Regions from separate parts of the Homo sapiens genome. Here all the other regions are linked to region 2. The links are chromatin contacts, found by Hi-C or POLR2A ChIA-PET in ENCODE. All regions are on one chromosome and are shown on one strand. The core of a region is the stretch at or near the end of the contact, and the rest is flanking DNA. Distances in the headings are between cores, read along the strand shown. Region 1 has its middle 32 kb from the start of LINC01891. Region 2 has its middle 18 kb from the start of SPP2. Region 3 has its middle 150 kb from the start of LINC01891.

Region 1 (3,159 bases), core at 79-2,578, 390 kb after region 2:
TGAGCCACTGCACCCGGCCTGTTATGTGGTTTCTTAAGAAGCTACTCCTCCAGTTCCGGCAAGGCGGCTCATGCCTGTAATCCCAGCACTTTGGGAGGCCGAGGCAGGCGGATCACCTGAGGTCAGGAGTTCGAGACCAGCCTGGCCAACATGGCAAAACCCCGTCTCAACTAAAAATACAAAAATTAGCCAGGCGTGGTGGCATGTGCCTATCATCCCAGCTACTCGGGAGGCTGAGGCAGGAGAATTGCTTGAATCTGGGAGGCGGATGTTGCAGTGAGCCGAGATCACTTCACGCCACTGCACTCCATCCTGGGCAACAGAATGAGACTCTGTCTTGAAAAAAAAAAAAAGCTACTCCTCCAGCATTTCTTAATTATTTCCTGAGTGGTCCCTGGAGGTTCCCTTTGTCCCTCTGGGGATGCTTGAGTAGTAATAATTGCCCTGCCTTGCGTTAATATTGAACGTTCAGATGGCTTCCATGAGCATGATTCCATTCTACTTTTTACATGATCGCCCCAGGACTATCACATTCAGGTGGTCCTAAATAGGGACGGTTTAACCGTTAAAAAAAAAAAAAAAATAGAAGTGTACCAGCAGAATGAGTATGATTGCAAATAACAGCAAATATCCGCTTGACATGGCTTGAGCAATAATGTATTTGTATTTAGTGGGTAGTGGCACATGCAGAAGTGAAGATAGGGGATTGCCAAGTCATTTTTTTTTTTTTGAGATGGAATCTCACTCTGTCGCCCAGGCTGGAGTGCAGTGGTGTGATCTCCGTGCTCACTGCACCCTCTGCCTCCCAGGTTCAAGGGATTCTCCTGCCTCAACCTCCTGAGTAGCTGGGATTACAGGTGAGCGCCACCACACCTGGCTAATTTTTGTATTTTTAGTAGAGACAGGGTTTCACCATGTTGGTCAGGCTGGTCTCGAACTCCTGACCCCGTGATCCACCTGCCTCAGCCTCCCAAAGTGCTGGGGTTACAGGCATGAGCCACCGCACCCGGCGAGTACCAACTCATCTAAATGGAAGTGTGCTCAGATAGCAAGCAGGAGACATGGACTTCTGTGGCTTCCCATGATAACTGGGTTATGAGGACCAACTTTAAGCCTATATGTCAATCAGTTTATATGAGGTTGGACTGATTTCTACTGTGTGCAGCCTCTACAGGAGCATTTATACTGGTTTCCTTTTTTTTTTTCTTTCTACCTGTAGATATCTTTAAGATAAACAAGCTGAACACCATTAACTATGGTAACCTCTGCCATGCTGTCTCTGTTCCTTGAGATCAGATAGAGCCCGGACAGCAAAGAAGCACGTGGCCCTGATATTAAGATACAAGCATGCCAACAGCTTGCATTAGTATTTGTGGAATGGATGAGTGAGTCATGATATATTTCCCCAAGCTTCAGCTGGGTGTGTTTTTCATGTAACCATTACTCATAAAGTGTAAAGGTCAATTATGTTAGGAAGGAAGGAATGATTTTTGTCATCCATGCATAGGACACTCAGGTATGCTTCCCTGAGCTTCATGGAGCATGGTTCCCTGAGCTCACTCCTGCAAAGGCCACGCCTATTCATGAATGTTGACATTAACCAGAAGGTAGGGACTGTATATGTGAATTGAGCTTAAATCTGAGCTGAGGAATTCTATGACAAGTAACTTCAAACACGTCACTGAGTTTGAGTTTACCATAATGCATAAGACTATTTCTAAAACTTGTAATTGCTTCTGTTTATTTACAGAGTTTGATGCATATTTGAGCATTTATTTACTTATTCAAAATTCAAAAAGTTCCAAGAAGTATAAAAATGGCTGAACAGTGGCAAGAATTTTAGAAACCATAGAAAAAAACCCGACATTATTAGGGAACAAAACAAATAGACTAGGAGATAAAAATGAAGTTTTGTGTTGCAGAAGCTGGCAGGGATCCCCAGTGAGAGAAAAGAGGTATCAGGATGAGGAGAATGATAACCACAGCCTCATCACATAGGAGAGCGGCTGCTTCCGTCAACAGGGTGTGTGCTCACAGCTTCAGGTCTGCACCGCACAGCATGATGCTGAGACAGGAGGTCAGCACGTCACATAATTACAACTATATTCTTGTAGATGGCAGGATAATGGCATCCCCCCACCCTGCCCCCAAAAGATGTCCATGTCCTAATTTCAGGAACCTATGAATGTGTTATATGACATGGTAAAGAATTAAGTTTGTAGCTGGAATTAGGGTTGTCAATCAGTTGACCTTAAAATAGGGAAATCACCTGGGTTATGCAGGTGTACCATCACTAGGGCCCTTAAATGCGGAAGGAGGCAGAAGAGACAGGTGGGCGGGCGCGGTGACTCACACCTGTAATCCCAGCACTTTGGGAGGCTGAGGTGGAGGATTGTTTGAGTCCAGCAGTTTGAGACCAGCCTGGGCAAGATAGTAAGACTTTGACTCTACAAAAATAAAAAACTAACCAGGCATGGTGGTGCATGTCTGGGGTCCCAGCTACTCAGAAGGCCGAAGTAGGAGGATCACTTGGGCCCAGGGGGGTTGAGGTTGCAGTGAGCCATGCCACAATTTTGTCTGCACTGCAGCCTGTAGTGCAGAGCGAGACCCTGTCCCCATCCCCCACCAAAAAATAATAATAATAATAGACAGGTCGATGAGATGTGACAAAATATCAACCCTCTGTTAAGGCCACCAAAAATAAAAAATATTAAAAGGACACACAGCCCTGCCAACACCTTGATTTTAGCTCATGCCAGACTTCTGACCTTCAGAACTCTAAGATAATAAATTTGGTTTGTTTTAAGCACCACATTTGTGGTAATTTGCTACAGCAGCAATAGAAAACTGATACAATTATATTAATAATTTTAAAGACGGCATATTTTGCCAGGTAGAGTGAATCATCATTTTGAATGACTTTGAATCCAGAAGAAAATTTATGTAAGGAAAGGGCTTAATTGAAAACTAAAACATGAAAGTTCTTGGTGGCTGTGAAGGTTTTTCCTAGGACTGGAAATCCCCTGGGCTCCCCTCACACTTTGAAGTCAACCTAATTGGAGGGCCATGCCTCGATCCTTTCGGGAGATAGGTGTCCCTGTTAGAGTCTTCAGGTGTATGTTATACTTCAGGTGTCTGCAATTACCTTACCCAGGCCTA
Region 2 (3,167 bases), core at 75-2,574:
CTGGGTTACCGTGGGGATGTGAGTGCTCAGCATAGTCCTTAGCCCATGAAAACTATCCAAGTGGTTGCATCAAAATTGGGGAATACTTTGGAAATTATTCATCTCATTTCTTTTTTGTCTCTTTGAGAACATGACATCACCTCTAGTTGGCCCAGGACCTCCATCTGCCTGAGGGTGGGAGAATGGAGCAGAGATTAGAAGTGTCTCAAAGTCACACAGGGAGGCCAACATAATTTTCAGTTTCTAACGTGCAAAATAGGATTAGGCAGCAGGAGGTTAGCTTTGAAATACAGAATATTCTCTTGAGGTGAAATTACAAGTTTTTTTATTTCCCTGTCTTGAGTATTCTCCCACCAACACCTTCGTGACAGTCTTCAGAAGAAAGATAAAGGCAATTGAGTGCATCTGATGAGAAGAAGCAAGGCAGTCATCATTATTTACATCTACGTGAGACAAATAAAAAGAGTTTAATGATTTCAGTCACTAAGGGCTAGGGGCCTCATTCAGAAGACAGTGGTTTTTGACCCCAAGACCTGCCCTTGTCACTATATTTTTCAATAGCACATGTTTGGAAAATGACTGCTTTAAAAATGTATATATCCTCCCAGGTTGAAAATAACTTCATGCTTCTTAGTAATTTTGGAGAGGTACAAAGCAATCCCAATAATTTGAAAGCATCACAGACTCTTTTAGAGAAGTTTTTGGAGTGCTTTCAATGGTTGAGCCCATAAACATGTCCACTGATTTACATTTTAAAAATGAAAGAGTGTTGTATTAAAATATTTGGATTCTGGTCACATAGTAAGGCTATTGTGCTTCCAGGGGTTAGCACAGGATCAGACTTGGTTACTGGAAGTATCAAAATTTGCAAATTATCCTTCAAATGAAAATTATTCAGTTCTTCAGGTTTTTTGCTTATGACTGGTGCATGTTTGCTGGTTGTGAAAGTGGAAACAGATACAGGATTTGCTCCCAGTCTGAGCATCTGGAGTTGAGTGGCAGGGAAGCTAATAAGGCATCTCACTGCATTCTTCCCTTTTCTTCCTGGATGGATGACATGTGTTAATGTTCATGTAAATCCTTGCCCCACTTCACTCTAAGAGCTGAAGCAACCACTTAAAAGTCTTTTGTCTGTTTGTTTTTCTTTTTTCTTTTCCTATTTCTAAGTAATAGACTCATACTGCTAGTTTTGATTGTTTAGCATTTGTGACTTCCTATGGTGAAAGAATAAAGACTTAGTCATTTCATGCCCTGTTCCCAACCCCACCTTCATCCTCCCAAGAGAGTCATATTATAGTTTTTGTTATTGTTCAGTGTTTGTATTATCATGACCAGAAGTATTTTTCACAGCAATACCGCATTTCCTTTTGTGGTTGTCATTAGTGCTCACTGACAGATATTTTGTTCTTAACTTTTAAGGTACATAGCAGGACTTGCTTTCCTGCTCCCTTTGAATTAGGTAAAGTCATGTGACTAGGTCTAGCCAATGAGCTCCAGGCCAGAGCATGTAATTACTGGTGTGAAACTTACCAGAGCTCTCTTTCTGTCTGGTATTGCTAACTACCAATATTCAAGAAATTTATGAGTGATGCTAGCATAATGGTGGATTGGAAGATCCAGACCCTCCTTTTACCCATGCACACACTGATTTAATAATAATACATGGGGCAACTTCCTTTCTGAGAAGCCCAGAAACAAATAACAAGAAGTTCCTGCATCTGAGATGGGCATGAGACCAGCTGCATAAAAGTCAGTAGGAACATTCAGGGCACTTTTCTTGGCCTTGTTCTTCCCTTCAGTACAGCACAAAACAAATGGGTAAAAAAACCCAAAACTCCTGGCTTCTTCCTTAGGAGGTAAGGAATTGAAGCGTGTGTCTAAAGGTCCAGCTTTCTGAGTGGCTGCCTGAGGGACTGGTTTCTGTTTGCCTGAATGTAAGCACTGGCAGGAAGAAGCACGAGGCTGGTAGGGACACTGAAAATAAAGGCAACAGTTTGGACTAGTATATACTCATTTACAATAGCCCCTCCTCCTGGCTCAGCAGAGAATGAGTGGGTGAAAACTCTCAAATGGTAATTTCTCCCTGGGGAAAGAAATTGTTGGAGCACGGCATTTTGCAGAGCTGCCTGAAGTACTGATTTCTGTCTCATCCAATTCAGGGTGCTGATGGGACCTAACATACTCTAGATTCCTGGTGACTACTGAAAAAAAAAAAAGCTGGAGCACATGCTGCTGCTACAGAAGACCCAGAGTACAGCAGGTAGACACCAGAGGAAGTAAGAGATTATGAGCATATGAAGATAGAAACAAGCAAATTCTTCTAATTAGAAATTTACACACACTCGCCAAGAGAAAATACATCCATAGAAAATTTGAGAGACCTCCAGATTTTCTACCTGTGCTAATTGGCGAAGGTCTTTCCCTGCATGAAGCCAGTCTGTGAATAATGGGAAAGGTGCCTGTTCCTTTGGATTTGCAGATATCAACTCCAAGCTACAGAAACATAAAGAAACTGGAAAATATAGCCTAATCAAAGAAACAGAATAAATCTACAGAAATTGGCCCTAAATAAGTGTAGGTATACAAAACACCAAACAAAGAATTCAAAATAACCATCATAATAATATTCAGTGAGCTCAAGAAAACAGTGTTTGAACAAAATTTGGATCTCAACAAATAAATAAAAAATATGAGAAACAAACAGAAATTTTGGAGCTAAAGAATGTAAGTGAACTAAAAAATTCATTAGAGAAGTTCAACAGTAGACGTCATCAAGCCGAAGAATAAGCTAACTCAAAGACAGATCATTTGAAATTACCCAGTCAGAGGAGCAAGAAGAAAAAAAGAATACAAAAGAGTAAAGAAAGTCTAAGGGACTTATGGAACACCATCAAGTAAACAAGGCTATGCATTATGTGAGTCTCAGAAGAGAAGGAAAAATGAGCACAAGGCTTATTTAAAAAAATAGTGGCCAGAACTTTTTAAAAATTGAGAAGGAAAAGGCACATCCAGATTTAAGAAGCCCAGTGGTCTCCAAATAGGATAAATTAAAAGAAGTCCATACAGAGTAATATAATAATCAAATGATCAAAAGTCAGAGACAAAGAGGGAGTTCTGAAGGCCTCAAGAGAATGCATAAAAGAAAACTCCATAAGATATCAGGGGAT
Region 3 (3,176 bases), core at 223-2,722, 280 kb after region 2:
AAGGTACTGAGTTTGGGATAATTTGTTACACAGCAAGAGGTAACTGATACAAGTGGCTACTATGTTAAGCTTGGGGATACCAACATGAATTAACACTAAATATCCACCTGCAAGTAACTTACAATGTAATGAGGAAGCAACAGTTACAATAAGGTAAGTGATATATGCTACTAGAGTTAGGGTTAGAGTTAGAGAACTTGAGAGGAACTTAACGGGTGCTATAAAAAAGGAACTCAATAGGTGCCATTCGGGTTCAGAGAAACAAGGCACAAACTCTGCCTTGGAGGTTAGCAAAGCCTGAGAATGAGAGTCTTGTCTACCAGTGGAGGCTCCCTTTCATTGCCTGCTTCTCAGGCAGAAAGGAAGTTTTCTCCAAAATAACACATGTGCCAAGCAAGGTGTGGACAAATAACCAGACAGCTCTGAGCATGCCCTGCATCGAACACTAGACCAATTGCTTATGGTTGGAAACAATTGAGATCAGACCCAAGGTTTGACTCACATAGGAACAAGTTAACTTCCTGGGATCCAGGGCAACAGAATCCACCTTCACCTCCAGTGGGCCATCTTGCGAAGGAAAGCTGTTGGACTCTAAAGGTGCAGTGGGGTCGGTCCATATCCATGGCCAATCCTGAGTGAGGGCCTTGCTGATGTGGAGAACCCCAGCTTAGTCACTGAGCAGGCATCTCCTTGTCCAAATACCAAGGACAGACACCGCAGGCCACCGACCACTGTAACAGCAAAATAAATTTGTTCCAGGGAAAATGCTAAACATGTGACTGATTTTTTTCCTGTAGTTCTTAAAAAAAAAAAATTCCCTGTGCATCTTGATGATGCATCATTTGTAAGATGCTTTGTTTGCCTACAGTGGTGTCTGGTGGAGGACTAGGGATGGACACTCTAATTCAGAAAGTAAAGAAAAGTAATTGACAGCTTTCCTTCTGTAATTTTGTTTGAGTTCATAAAATAGAGAATTGCTGTAAGCCTAAAAGCAACTGATGGCTGACACCAAAATCGAAACATGGATATGCTCAGCCTGACATCTTAGGAAGCCGCCAACGATACTGTGTGCAAGCCCATCACCCAGCATCTCCCTGGGTATCCCAGGCTTCTTAACCAGAGGAACTTGCACAGAGAAACCAAATTGTGGATGGTTACAGCCATGTGAGTAGGGCTGATCTATCTTTACCTGACAACTGCACATGCAAGGTTAGCCCTTGTTCTGAAGAGCAGATTCTTCTCTGAAATCTGATGCTCTTTGTCTGGACTTTTCAGAAGGAGAGAGAGCATAATGCTTAATTTTATAAGTGACTGATTTGAACTGTGTAACGTCTAGAGATATTTCTCAGAGGTTTACTATCGGTCACAAAAAATATAACATGACTCAGAGAAGAACTGATTTCCCTTTTTTGAAAAGTAGAGAAGCCACAGGGCAAACAAATGAGGCAGCTTCCCCTGGCTCATGCGGAAAGATTGACGTCAATCTCCAAGTAGCTGAGACAGCTCACGCTTGCTTGGGCTCATGAGGAAGAAGTGGAAATCTCTGTGCCACAAAACCCAAAGGCATAATGTCAAAACCCCATCTGTAAGCAGGAGAGAGCTTCAAGGCTGGATGGGCCATGGTCTGATTACAGAGCCAGTTTCACAAAAGACATGGGGTTTACAGCATCACAGGGAGAAAGAGGAGATCGTCAGTTAAATGAAAGAGAACAGTGGATAAAATGACTCTTTTAAGTGTGCTGCCTTTCAGTTCACTGGCTCACAATTTAATGGCAAATAACCAGAAAAATGCCACAAGTCGTCCTTGCTATGAAGTCTCCAAACTCTAGCTAGGTTTAATGGTGCAACATCTGCATATTTGTATTAGTCTGTTTTCATGCTGCTGATAAAGATATACCTGAGAGTGAGCAATTTACAAAAGAAAGAGGTTTAATTGGACTTATAGTTCCACATGGGTGGGGAGGCCTCACAATCATGGCGGAAGGCAAGGAAAAGCAAGTCACGTCTTACGTGGATGGCAGCAGGCAAAGAAAGAGAATTTGTGCAGGGAAACTCCCATTTTTAAAACCATCAGATCTCATGAGACTCATTCACCATCATGAGAACAGCTCAGGAAAGACCGCCCCCCACCCCCATAGTTCGATCACCTCCCCTTATGGGAATTGTGGGAGTTACAGTCAAGATGAGATTTGGGTGGGGACACAGCCAAACCATATAAATATTCCAGCTGCCACTTTGCAGAGTAAATGGTGAGAAGTGATTGGAATCTGGATATAGAGTGCAGGTCAAGCTGACAAATTTTGTATATGGTTTACATGTAGAGCATGAGAGAAAAGAGAAGGCAAGGATTACACCAAGGCCATGACCTGAACAGCTCTTGCCTCGGTGCCTCCAGGTGTGTGGGATGTGTTTGCTTTCTGCTTCTACCTTTCTGGTGCTACTATCAACTTTTTGTCCAGGAACCCCTTGTCTATGGAGTTGTGCCTTCCAGTGGTGTAGACCATCTGCTTCTTCTTCCCAAACCAGGAAACCGAAATGCCACAAAACAGCGCATGCCCTTACTGCGTGTGAAGTCCTTCGGCATTTTATCTTCTCTTCCATTAGTTGTATTTTTTAAAAAGTTTCTCAAAATCCACTACACAGATTCTCTATCCTCTATCGAGTCATGACCCACAATTTTGAAAATCACTCTTTCAGACAACACTGTATGAGAATATTTTTCCTGCTTGAAGCCAAGGGAGAAATAACACTGCTTCTATCCCCAGGCACACTCTAAAGGACACTGGAGAAAGGGGACAGAACCAGCAGCAGGTGCCCACACGTCAGGAAACACTCATCCGCTGAAACAGCTGAGCTTGCCTGGAGATTTGCAAGCAATATATCCAGGAACAACTCCTGGGCTTTTCTCCTGCTGAGCTCCCAGGATCACTCCCTTAGACTCAAATTGTCACCCCCAACTCGCTGTGGTGGCTGCATGGTCCAGATGGCGCTGCACCAACCACTCCTCTGGGGCTGGGACTCTAGGAAGCAAGTGACACACCTTCTTAAGACTAACCCGCAGGTCGGCTTTCTTATTTTTTTTTAAGCAATAATCTCTATGGAGACACCAACAGAGGGTAACAGTAATCATCAACAGAGAGAAGGCTTCGGAACACACAACACTTTCAGAATATGAC

What was found. Hi-C counts contacts between places; a loop is a spot of excess contacts on that map. ChIA-PET counts read pairs that join two places held with the same protein, here RNA polymerase II (POLR2A). Pooled maps may share reads with other maps.
Region 1: a map of natural killer cell shows a loop between it and region 2 (3-fold over the local background). The contact joins two enhancer-like sites. A Hi-C loop is called at or near these places in 1 of 168 maps with a recorded cell type or tissue (natural killer cell) and 6 of 50 pooled maps. POLR2A ChIA-PET finds 5 or more read pairs at or near these places in 1 of 52 experiments (activated CD4-positive, alpha-beta memory T cell).
Region 3: a loop to region 2 is called in a pooled map, with 5 times the contacts of the local background. The contact joins two enhancer-like sites. A Hi-C loop is called at or near these places in 2 of 168 maps with a recorded cell type or tissue (CD4-positive, alpha-beta memory T cell and natural killer cell), 1 of 37 single-sample maps with no recorded cell type and 6 of 50 pooled maps. POLR2A ChIA-PET finds 5 or more read pairs at or near these places in 4 of 52 experiments (CD4-positive, alpha-beta memory T cell, WTC11, activated CD4-positive, alpha-beta memory T cell and 1 more).

What each region holds. Positions count from the first base shown.
Region 1 is chr2:234,421,028-234,424,186 of GRCh38, forward strand. No RefSeq gene overlaps it. Among named protein-coding and RNA genes, the nearest start is that of LINC01891, 32 kb to the right of the region's middle. Within about 2 kb of position 1,329, at least 11 of the 41 ENCODE cell types and tissues checked have a DNase peak (open chromatin) inside an H3K27ac peak, as active enhancers do; they include natural killer cell, where a contact is called at or near this core.
Region 2 is chr2:234,031,312-234,034,478 of GRCh38, forward strand. No RefSeq gene overlaps it. Among named protein-coding and RNA genes, the nearest start is that of SPP2, 18 kb to the right of the region's middle. Within about 2 kb of position 1,325, at least 2 of the 41 ENCODE cell types and tissues checked have a DNase peak (open chromatin) inside an H3K27ac peak, as active enhancers do; they include natural killer cell, where a contact is called at or near this core.
Region 3 is chr2:234,307,504-234,310,679 of GRCh38, forward strand. No RefSeq gene overlaps it. Among named protein-coding and RNA genes, the nearest start is that of LINC01891, 150 kb to the right of the region's middle. RefSeq lists an enhancer at 1,540-1,679. Within about 2 kb of position 1,473, at least 5 of the 41 ENCODE cell types and tissues checked have a DNase peak (open chromatin) inside an H3K27ac peak, as active enhancers do.